Regions from separate parts of the Homo sapiens genome. Here region 2 is linked to region 1. The links are chromatin loops, found by intact Hi-C in ENCODE. Cell type or tissue: CD4-positive, alpha-beta T cell. All regions are shown on one strand. Each heading gives the region's core, and the rest is flanking DNA. Links, peaks and the distances in the headings are about the cores only.

Evidence for each region. Hi-C counts contacts between places; a loop is a spot of excess contacts. Peaks named below come from ENCODE experiments on the same cell type or tissue, not always from the same donor. Only the 100,000 strongest peaks of a DNase experiment are listed, where the experiment ranks them.
Region 2: a loop joins it to region 1, with 2.7 times the contacts of the local background. A loop is called at or near these places in 6 of 110 quality-filtered maps.

The regions. Positions count from the first base shown.
Region 1 is chr15:70,489,813-70,495,179 of GRCh38, reverse strand. No RefSeq gene overlaps it. Among named protein-coding and RNA genes, the nearest start is that of LINC02205, 13 kb to the left of the region's middle. RefSeq lists enhancers at 1,834-2,378, 2,790-2,839. In CD4-positive, alpha-beta T cell, for the core only: no CTCF peak of the experiment used is centred there; DNase peaks (open chromatin) are centred at 2,219, 2,719 and 3,639; H3K4me3 peaks cover 1,003 bases; H3K27ac peaks cover 335 bases.
Region 2 is chr15:70,583,072-70,588,438 of GRCh38, reverse strand. It overlaps LINC02204 (long intergenic non-protein coding RNA 2204), which reads left to right and starts at 1,833. Exons shown (of 2, transcript NR_135691.1): 1 at 1,833-2,564. RefSeq lists an enhancer at 1,915-2,859. In CD4-positive, alpha-beta T cell, for the core only: a CTCF peak has its summit at 3,026 (motif pointing right); DNase peaks (open chromatin) are centred at 2,688 and 3,068; H3K27me3 peaks cover 486 bases.

The sequences.
Region 1 (5,367 bases), core at 254-5,253:
TTCAAAAAATGAATCACGCTGGCATTTTGCTCTACTGGTTTGGGGAAGGAGGGTGGAATGAGGTTTCCTTATCTCCCCCGGAGGCCATGGATTCCAGGCCTGTCTCTCTAGCCTCTCCCCAGCTTTCTGGGTGTGAGGGGATTAGGGGCCCCTATGATCTGTTTGCTTACTCTGAGTCTGAATGTATCAGTCACAGGGTGACTAACAGGCTGCCTCCTTGGGAACTGGGCGGGAAGGGGAGGCCCCTAAGTTTGAATGCCAATTTCTTGAGCGAGGCTAGGACCTGGGTCCCTTCCTCCCAGGGGGTGTTGTGGGGGAAGGTGGGGGAATCATGACCTGGCCCCACCTGCCTGCCTTTCTAACCTCTATTGCCAGCACCTAAGCCTCCAGCCACACCAACCGCCTGTCATTTCCTGAGCATGGTACCTTCCAAGCCATTCGCTCTGCTTGGCCTCCTTTTCCCCTGCACAGGGTAGGGCTTGACCTCTCTGTGCCTCAGTAAAACAGGAATAATAATAGTACCTGCCACAGGGGTGGAAGTAAGGACTAAATGAGAATCTCCCCTAAAGACTTAGAAGTGCGTGACATTAGCAAGTGCTTGATAAATGAGAACCAGGATTGTCATCACCTGACTCGCATGTCCCCACCTCTGGGACACCTTCCCAATCTCCCAGCAGAAAGATCCTTTCCTCTGGAGGCCCCAAGGCTCCCCCTGAGCCTCTGTGGAATCCTTATTCTGCTGCTTACAGTGGAGCCAGGGAGCATAACCTCTCTGCATTTCATTTTCCTCCCGCTGCGGAATAGAAATAATGATAGTGATGACCTCATCCCGGGTTGTCAGGAGGATTAAATGAGATAATGCTCATTAAGGGCTTAACACAGGGCACGACCTCAAGCAGTAAATCAATGTTCTGATGTGTGGTTATGATGGTTAATAATTAATGAGCATGCATTGTGAAGTCTGTCTTCCATCAGCAGAAACTCCCTGAAGGTAGAGGAGGTCCTCAGTCTTTCGTGGGACTCTTGGTGCTCACCTGTTGGGTGGGAACAAGGGCCTGATTCCTGAGCATGGTGGGTGAGGCTAGGCTGGCTGGTGGAGGGTGCCCACCTGTCCTGAGCGCAGGCCACTCTCACTGTTCAGCATAGTGTCCTTGGAGATACCTCCTGGGCCCTGCCTGAGCGAGCTTGGGCCCCAGCCCGGGCCACCACTGGCTTTGCTGTCTTCACTGTTGCCGATGAGCTGCACCGTGCACCTAGTAATGGTCACGACCACATCCCTCTCACCGTTCCCATCACCCTGAGCAGTGTCACTATCCTATCAGCACCAAGCCCCTGTCCTAGAGTGTCACCGCTGAGGGAGACCTTGGAAACCATCTGCTCCCATATCCCAGACTTATGCTTGAAAACTAAAGATGAGAGAGGTGCTCCAACTGGCCTAACACCACACAGCAAGTTGGAGGCAGTGCCAGGATTGGATCCAAAGCCTCTTGACTCCCACTGCAGGGCTCTTCCCAACACTTTGCTGCCTGTCCTTGCTTCACCAGAACCCCTGTCATCGTGCTGCAGAAGAAGGACACTCATATTTATTGAGCATCTACTATGTGCCAGATACTGTGTAGGCTTGTGTATTAGCTCAGTTACTCCTCCCAACACATCTGGAAGGGGTGATGTTATGCTCCCCATTTTACAGATGAAGAAACTGAAATCACTTGATCAGGATCACAGTAAGGCAATGAGGTAGGTGGAGTTGAAACCCAGATCTATCTAACTCTATATCCAGTGCTCTTTCCATTCTCCTTGAAGCTTCCTTTGGAAAGACTGGCACAGCTGGGCCCCAGCCCTGGGTGAATGGGTGGGAGCTGCCAGCCCAGCATCTTCATTCCTTTCTCTGCTGTGGACAGACGTGGAGGACCTGCGGACAACCAAATTACAGACAGTGACAGGACTGATGAACAGCCAGGCCTGCTTTTCCTGCTGGGGGTTTCCACTGCCTGGGTGACCCAGCCTGTGGCCCGCCCACCTGGACAGACAGAGTCCTGCCCTGCCCCGCCTGTGGGTGGGTGGGGTGGTAGTGGGCTAGGGGTGGGCTGGGGCCAGTGGAGCAGCAGAGACTAGGGCCGTGCAGCTGCCACGAGCCTCAGGCCGGTGGTGCCAGGAAAGGGGCAGGAAGTGGTTTGTGGGGAGTGGTGGCAGGGCTTGGGCTGTGCGATGTGGCTCTGCCTGAGGTTTCTGCTCTGGAAACCTGACTCATGTGGACAAAGACCAGGCTGCCCCACTTCCCCAGGGGGCAGTTAGAGCAATTACAGGCCCTGGCACAGTGAGGCCAGGGGGTTGTGCTCTCAGTGGGAGGCTGAATCAGGACCCGGGAACCCAAGGCTGCCCTAGGGGTTAGTGATTTCACCACTGGCCGGGTGGGTGGAGGGTGTATGGGAGGACGCGTCCACGCAGGCAGGCAGTGGGCTGAGCAGCAGGGAGGAAGCCGGTGGCCATGGGGAGGCCTGTGCTTGGCCTGTGGGGAGGGTCTCGTGGAGTCTGGAGTTTGGGGCCCGAGCCCAGCTTGGTTCTGACTTGGGGTTCTTGAGCCCCAGCTTGTGAACTTGGGCAAGGACCTTTCTTTCTCTGAGCCTCACTTTCTTTCTTTATCTCTAAAATGAGGTTTCCACCAGCTCTAAGAATTAGATGACTCTGCCCTGCCCCCACCCAATCAAAGGAGCCTACAAACCACAAGCGAGCAAAATAACAACACAGAAAACCACAGCTGAGAAGTCATAACTGCTGGAGACAGGCTAGGCCCTGCTCTGAGCCTCTGCATGTTTCCCATAGCCTTCCAGCAGCCCCGGTATGCCCCTCTCACAGAATAGGAAACAGACCAGAGTATTCCTGGGGATCCACGATGGGAGCCCCGGCCTACGTATTACAGATCGGTGACCTCTTCCAGGTGTGAACCGAGGATGCTGGCAGGCCCCACCTCCTCCCAGGGGCCCCCTCCCCTTACCTGGGTGCACTGGGGGCCTTGTCACCTCCTTCCCGTCTTGCCTCTGCAGCCATTAGAGTCACACCAAATGAGTATGGAATTTCTTCTCCTGATTGTATCGGAAAAAAGGAACTCTGGACCCTACCCTACGGCAGATATTCTTTTTTTTTTTCCCTAAGTTGTCCCTTACCTTACCAGAACCCCTATGTTCCCTACTGCCCTCCTCCGAACCCCTGTCTCCGGTCATACACCAGGAGGACATGACGGAATCAAAGGAGACTTTATAGACCAAACCAGGAGGCTTTGGAGAGTTCTAGGGAGTGTCTTCAGAGAGCAAGTGGCTGGGAGGGGCCAAGTGCCCAACTCTGGAACCCTGGCTGCTCCTCTACCACTCCCATGGGGGTCTGTGTGTTCCGCTTGCGGTTTTATGCGAAGAAAGTGTTGTCCCACAAAACACATTTCAATATCCCTGATTGAGTTCAATGTTCCCATTTATGGAATGGTGAAACTTAGGCCCAGGGAAGGAAATGACCTACCCAAGACCCTATAGCTGCCCAGTGACACAGCTGGGACTGGAACTCAGGGGTCCTGATGGCTGGCTCTGTGCCTTCCTGAGCTCTGCCCAGGCAGATGGTGGGGCTCAGAGTCAGACCGGATGCTGCCTGCCTTGAGCAGGAACTGCGGCTCCTCTTGGCTGTCACAACGTCCAAGAGAGACCTTTTGGATTGTGTTAAGCAGGGCAAGACTACTAAGTCGGGTGAAGCCAGCTCGTGTTTTTCTCTTGGTGAAAGTGGAGCAGTTCTGGCTGGAAACAGCAGATCTTCTAGACGAGATAATGCTAGCAAAGCATTTAGCAAGAGTTTCTGCATGAAGTAGGTGCTTAGAACTGTGAACTGAGGCAGAGAAACAGCTGTGGTTGCCTACACAGAATCACCTTCTCACTGTGTGACTCATGGAGCAGTATCTGAGAGGGAGGACTTGGGTTGAGGACAGGAGGGAAGGCCAGAATTTCCTTCAGACGCTGGTTCCACAGTGGCCATTCTCCCCTCCCCTCCGCACCTTTCACAACCCAGGGCTGAATGAATACGTGGGAACATTGGTTTGTGGGTGCAAAGATTGCTGAATCCAGACCAGTGGTCCTGGGCCCTATCTTGATGTGTCACCAGGTCTTCCCTCTGGGCCTCACTTTCCTCCTCTGTGACACGGACGCTTTGGACCAGATGGTTGTTCTCAACCCTGGTTGCCCGGAGAATCACGGGGGCGACTTTTAAACAATTCTGAGGCCCAAGCCTCACCTTAGGTCAAGGAACCTCTGTGGGTGCTTCTGAGCCTCTGTGGTTTTGATTCTGATGCCCAGTGAAGGGCAAGAAGCACTGAACTGGATGGCTCTGGGCTCCCTGATGGTTGGCACAGGACAGCGACATAGGACCTCACTAGATTGCTGTTAGCTGGGCTGTGCTTCTCTCGGCATGTGTGTGGGTGAGCGACAGAGCTGATGGAGCATCCTGCTCAGCTGGAAGCTGTCTCCCAGCATGGCGGACGTTTCTCTCCCATCAGCTCATAGGTGAGGGGCAGCGGCGGGTCCCTGGGTGCTGTAGGAAGGAGGGCACACCAGGGATTGGTCTCCAGGGCTGAGACCGCAGAAACCTTGTTCTTCTCCCTGCTGGAGAGTCTGGCCCCCACTGATGACAGCATGGCCCCCAGGGAACTCCCAGCTCTGAGGCTGACTCCTCCAGAAGGGGTCAGGCCACCCTCAGCCTTGGGACTCCTGAACCCTGGGTCCGTATCCTGATGGGCAGCTTGGGCTGGGGATGCAGCAGAAGCCCATGTGGGGCCAGCATCCAAAGCCAGACCCCCAGGATCCAGTTCAGGTTCTGCAACCTCTGGGCCTCAGTGATCTCATCTGTAAAATGGGGCAATAATCCACGCCCAATGTGGTGTTAGGGATTCTGATAGAGAGATCTTCAGAGAGAGGGTCAGTGAGCCCAAGCCTCAGGGACGGTGACAGGAGGAGGCATAGAGGCTCAGGGAGGAGGGGTCAGATGACATGGAGCTGGGAAAGCTGAAATTGAGGAGTCTTTATGTAGAGAGCAGAGCATCCCTTACACATCTATCTGTGGTTTTCACATGTACATGGGTGGATATTTTCACGAGTGGATCCCTTTAAAAAAGATAATTTTGCAAGGGGCCCCAGTTTATTAGGTATGGATAAGTGGAACTTGGATGGTTGGAGTGGGACCTGTCCCTCAGCTCCCCACCCCTACAGTGGCCTAACTGGGGAACAAATCTGAAACCACTGGTCTAGAGCAGGAGGACGCGCATTCTCCATCTCCTTCTGAGATTCGGCCCCGAGGAGATGGGTATAAAGTGCAGCAGAAACAGGGGTTGGATAG
Region 2 (5,367 bases), core at 66-5,065, 93 kb before region 1:
AATCGAAGCAAGCACAGGAGGCTTTGAAGCAGAGGTGGGGTGGGGAGGAGGCACAGGAGCAGGAGTTAATCACAGGACAGTGTGTCTATCGCATGAGGTGGGGTGGGGAGGGAAGAGGACGTCCTCTGCAAAGGGGACCCTGTAAGTGAGGGATAGTGTGTGGAATCACAAGCCGTTTTGTATTATGGGGACCAGTCTAAGGTGGGAAGGGATGGGGTGTGAAGTTGGAGACATCCGCAGGGGTCGATGGTCAAGGTTCTCTCTGCCTGGGTACGAACCTTGGCCTTCATTCTGAAGGCTGAGGCACTGAAGGGTTTGAAGCAGGGAGTGGCCTGGTCTGAACTGTGTTTTGCATAGCCATTCCGGCAGCGATGTGGGGGTGGCTTTGCTTAGACAGAAGGCAGAGAGGTAGGGGGTGGGGAGGCATCTCTGAAGACTCTCAGGATGTAGCAGGAGAGTCTATACTGCCTGTCCCAGCTCTGTAGTCTGGGTGATGAGGTTTGGTGGTGCTCTTTACTAATTTAGTCCAGGAGGAGGGGCAGGGGCATCCCTGGGCAAGGGGAATAGGGATGCGTGCTCCTAGTTCTGTATGGAGTTTGGAGAGTGAACTGGAATGAGGAGTGCCAGACCCAAGCAGATCTTCTCCGTTTTTAAAGAGGAGGAAATAGCTCTGAGTGGGACAACTGAATTGTCCAACGTAGGTCACGCTGAGAGGTGACAGCGTGCTGGCAGTCCTCACAGCCCTCGCTCGCTCTCGGCGCCTCCTCTGCCTGGGCTCTCACTTTGGCGGCACTTGAGGAGCCCTTCAGCCCACCCCTGCACTATGGGAGCCCCTTTCTGGGCTGGCCAAGGCCAGAGCCGGCTCCCTCAGCTTGCGCGAGGGAGAGGCGCGAGCGGGAACCGGGGCTGCGTGCAGCACTTGCGGGCCAGCTGGAGTTCCGGGTGGGCGTGGGCTTGGAGGGCCCCGCACTCGGAGCAGCCGGACGGCCCTGCCGGCCCCGGGCACTGAGGGGCTTAGCACCCGGGCCAGCGGCTGCGGAGGGTGTACTGGGTCCCCCAGCAGTGCTGGCCCACCGGCGCGCTGCGCTTGATTTCTCGCCGGGCCTTAGCTGCCTTCCCACGGGGCAGGGCTCGAGACCTGCAGCCCGCCATGCCTGAGCCTCCCACCCCCTCCATGGGCTCCTGTGCGGCCCAAGCCTCCCCGACGAGCGCTGCCCCCTGCTCCAGTGCCCAGTCCCATCGACCGCCCAAGGGCTGAGGAGTGCGAGCGCATGGCGCAGGACTGGCAGGCAGCTCCACCTGCAGCCCTGGTGCGGGATCCACTGGGTGAAGCCAGCTGGATTCCTGAGTCTGGTGGGGACGTGGAGAGTCTTTATGTCTAGCTCAGGGATTGTAAATACACCAATTGGCACTCTGTATCTAGCTCAAGGTTTGTAAACACACCAATCAGCACCCTGTGTCTAGCTCAGGGTTTGTGAGTGCACCAATCCACACTCCCTATCTAGCTGCTCTGGTGGGGCCTTGGAGAACCTTTATGTCTAGCTCAGGGATTGTAAATACACCAATCGGCACTCTGTGTCTAGCTCAGGGTTTGTGAATGCACCAATCAACACTCTGTATCTAGCTATTCTGGTGGGGCCTTGGAGAACCTTTGTGTCCACGCTCTGTATCTAGCTAATCTAGCGGGGAGGTGGAGAACCTTTGTGTCTAGCTCAGGGATTGTAAACGCACCAATCAGCGCCCTGTCAAAACAGACCACTGGGCTCTACCAATCAGCAGGATGTGGGTGGGGCCAGATAAGAGAATAAAAGCAGGCTGCGCGAGCCAGCACTGGCAACCAGTTGGGGGTCCACTGCCGCAGTGTGGGAGGTTTGTTCTTTCGCTCTTTGCAATAAATCTTGTTACTGCTCACCCTGGGTCCACACTGCTTTTGTGAGTTGTAACACTCACTGGGAAGGTCTGCAGCTTCACTCCTCAAGCCCGGGAGACCGCGAGCCCACCGGGAGAAACGAACAACTCTAGACGCGCCGCCTTAAAAGCGGTAACATTCACTGCGAAGGTCTGCAGCTTTACTCCTGAGCCAGCGAGACCACGAGCCCACCAGAAGGAAGAAACCCCGAATACGTCTGAACGTCAGAAGGAACAAACTCCAGAAGCGCCACCTCAAGAGCTGTAACACTCACCGCGAGGGTCCGCGGCTTCAGTCTTGAAGTCAGTGAGACCAAGAACCCACCAATTCGGGACACAATACCTATAATCCCAGTACTTTAGGAGGCCAGGGCAGGCGGATCATCTGAGCTCAGGGGTTGGAGAGGAGCCTGAACAACATACCGAAACCCCGTCTCTACAAAAAATACAAAAATTAACCGGTTGTGGTGGCCGGTGCCGGTAGTTCCAGCTAGTGGGGGACTGCGGAGGTGGGAGCTGAAGCGGGAGGATCGCTTGAGCCTGGAGGTTGAGGCTGCAGTAAACAGGGATTGCGTCAGGACACTCCAACCTGGGGAACAGAACGATGCCCTAAAAGGCTGGCTGAGCTGACTGGAGTCCAATCTCCTGACTCTCAAGTAAGTGCTCCGCAACAACTACCCGTGGTTGTACAGGTCAGAGTTCAGGGGAGGCTGCGGGGAGAGAGACAGAGGAGGCTCTGGAGAGGGAGGGGTGAGGTCACCTGGGGTGACAGGGCACTGTGCAGAGACTGGGGGCGGGGAGGAGAGGAGCTGCCAAAGACGTTACCTCGACTGCTGTGGTTCTCAGAGAGCTCGGGAAGTTAGCTGTGGGCTGGGGTCGAGGGGGGGAGGGGGGAAGGGGATTTCCATCTGCGGATGGAGCGCGTTCACAGAGGGGACCAGCGCGTCCCAGCTACCCAGCTCCCAAGTTGTCCAGTCCCGCCTGGAACCCAGAACCCCTTGACGCTGAAACCCTGCGCTCCTGAGAACTGCTGCTGCCGGGGGAGGGGTCCTCACCCGCGGGGCTCGGCCTCTGGTGCCCGCCGCGGCAGCGACCCTGCTCGGGCTGGAAAGGGGTCCACGCTCGGTCCGCAGGGGGCGCTGCGCACCGGGGCAAAGGCGCGGCGCACCCGGGCAAAGGGGAGGGGCCCGCACAGGGTCGGCGGCGGCTCTCCCAGCCCGGCGGAGACCTGCCTGGCAATCGCTGCGCATCGGCGGTACCGGGAGGCAGGGGCCCGGGGATAAGAGAGCTTCAGACTTCAAAGGAAATGCTGGGGTCGCCCAGCGGCGGAACCCGGGCAGCCTGGGCAGGGACGGGCGCGGATTCGCCCGGGTCCCGCTGCTCTGTCTTTGCTGTTTCTTTGGTGGAGGCCTGACGCCCCTCCCCAGACCCCCGGGGTCTGTGACGGGGGCCGAGGGGCTCTGACCCGAGCAGCCCCCAAGTCCTCGCGGGTCAGGCCCACTGTTTACAGGGATTCTGCCCAGATGAGTCACATCAAAGGCCTAAGCCACAAGTGATTCCACTTAGAAAAGAATTGCCTACGGGTGTCTGACGGCGTTTTGCTGAAAAGGAATCCAGGTGGAATTTATTGATTTTACTTTGCGGGCGAGGGTCAAAAGGCTTGTGGCCCCTTGCTAGCTTGTGATTTGGGCTTATTTCTCCTCTCCTAAAGCCCAATTTCCCCATCTGTTAAGTGAAGAGGGACATGTCTTATAGGATCCAGCCTGGGCTGAGTCGTCTAAACTCAGGTGTGATCTGAAGGAGAACTCAATACAGAAGCCATAGCAATCAAAAGCCTCCCACACTTCCCCTCTGGCCCCCTAACTTGGAGAAGCAAGTGGAGTGTGTGCTTGTGGCTGGGGTGGGTGAGGAGGCAGGTAAGCCGTGGCCCAATGAAGACATTTATGGAGACTATTGACTCGCATCCACCCCCGTCTTGCCTTCTGCCAACATGGTAGAAGGATCTCTCTCTGCTTGAGTTCTGAAATCAGGTTTAGCCCCAGTGTTGAGTTGTAATTCCACCCCCAGGGAAGGCTAGGAGAACCTTCTTTTACCACTCAGCGTGTGGTATCGGTCAAGCCAAGCATGAACAAGCATGAAGCAACTGGTCTGTCCTCTCTCACCCACTGCAACTCTTCTCAACCTTCCATTTTATTAATAACTATTGCCCAGAATGGGCTCCTCCCTGTTGAGGCTGGAGGACTAACCCCCACTTTCCCTGCCTCTCGCCCTGAGGCCCCTCCCGACTCTACCATTATGTTGAGCTTTTTGAAGAAACTTCTATGTTTGGCCCTGAGTATCCTTACAGGGTAAGATATTGTGGATTTTCTAAACATTATATAAAGTGCCCATGATGGGGTAATGGCCAAATTCAACATAGTATAATATATGATCCCGTGCTATGGTTAGGAAGGACGACATAGAGCCCTATATACCCATGTGGGCAAATCTCCAGATATATTGTAGAATGAAAAATAGTAAATTTCAGAAGGACAGATTAATTCACAGCAACAATTAGCAAGCAAGCAAACTCCCTACAAGATGACACACTTTCTTTGGGTATGTATATACCCATTCATAAATAAATAGAAAAGGGCCAGGCGTGGTGGCTCAAGCCTGTAATCCCAGCACCTTCGGAGGCTGAGAAAGGCAGATCACCTGAGGTCAGGAGTTCAAGACCAGCCTGGCCAACCTGGTAAAACCCTGTCTGTACCAAAAATACAAAAATTAGCTGGGTGTGGTGGCAGGTACCTGTAATCCCAGTTACTCGGGAGGCTGAGGCAGGAGAAATCGCTTGAACCCAGGAGGCGGAGGTTGCATGCCATTGCACTCCAGCCTGAGAGACCAAAAAAAAAAAAAAAATGTTGGAAACATAGGAACCTCTGGGGAGAGGCGAAGAAGGGGCTAGATTTGGGGATGGGTGCTGAGGGACTTTAGCCTTATCTGTAATGTTTAAATGTTTTATGAGAATTTGTTACATCATTAAAAATTAGTATTTTTAAAAATTTGGCCTTTCTTGTAGTGGCCCCCAGACCTCCTGTTTTAAGCTCCAAGCTGAAGTTCTGCACTCTGGGGGATGTGCTTGTGCCCAGTCCATCCTGGAGACCCCAAACACCTGCAGAACACCTTATGTAATACCTTTAACTGCGTGAGCTCATCTGTCATTGGTCAGCCATAGGTGACTGCAGCAGGACTTTTGGGAGCCTTTGATCTGGTCCCTCTCAGCTCCTGCCTTTCCAGACTCTGATTTCTTGAGCCTCTCCACATGTGGCAGCCCCTGAAGCCGTGGCACGCTTTGTTGTTCTGCCCTGACATTCATCATTCATCCTCTCTCTGACAGTACAGATCATGACTGCCAAAGGGGAGACTGCCTATGTAGGGAGGAAGGCATCTTCTATTTTGTTTCTAATCAGTCTCCTG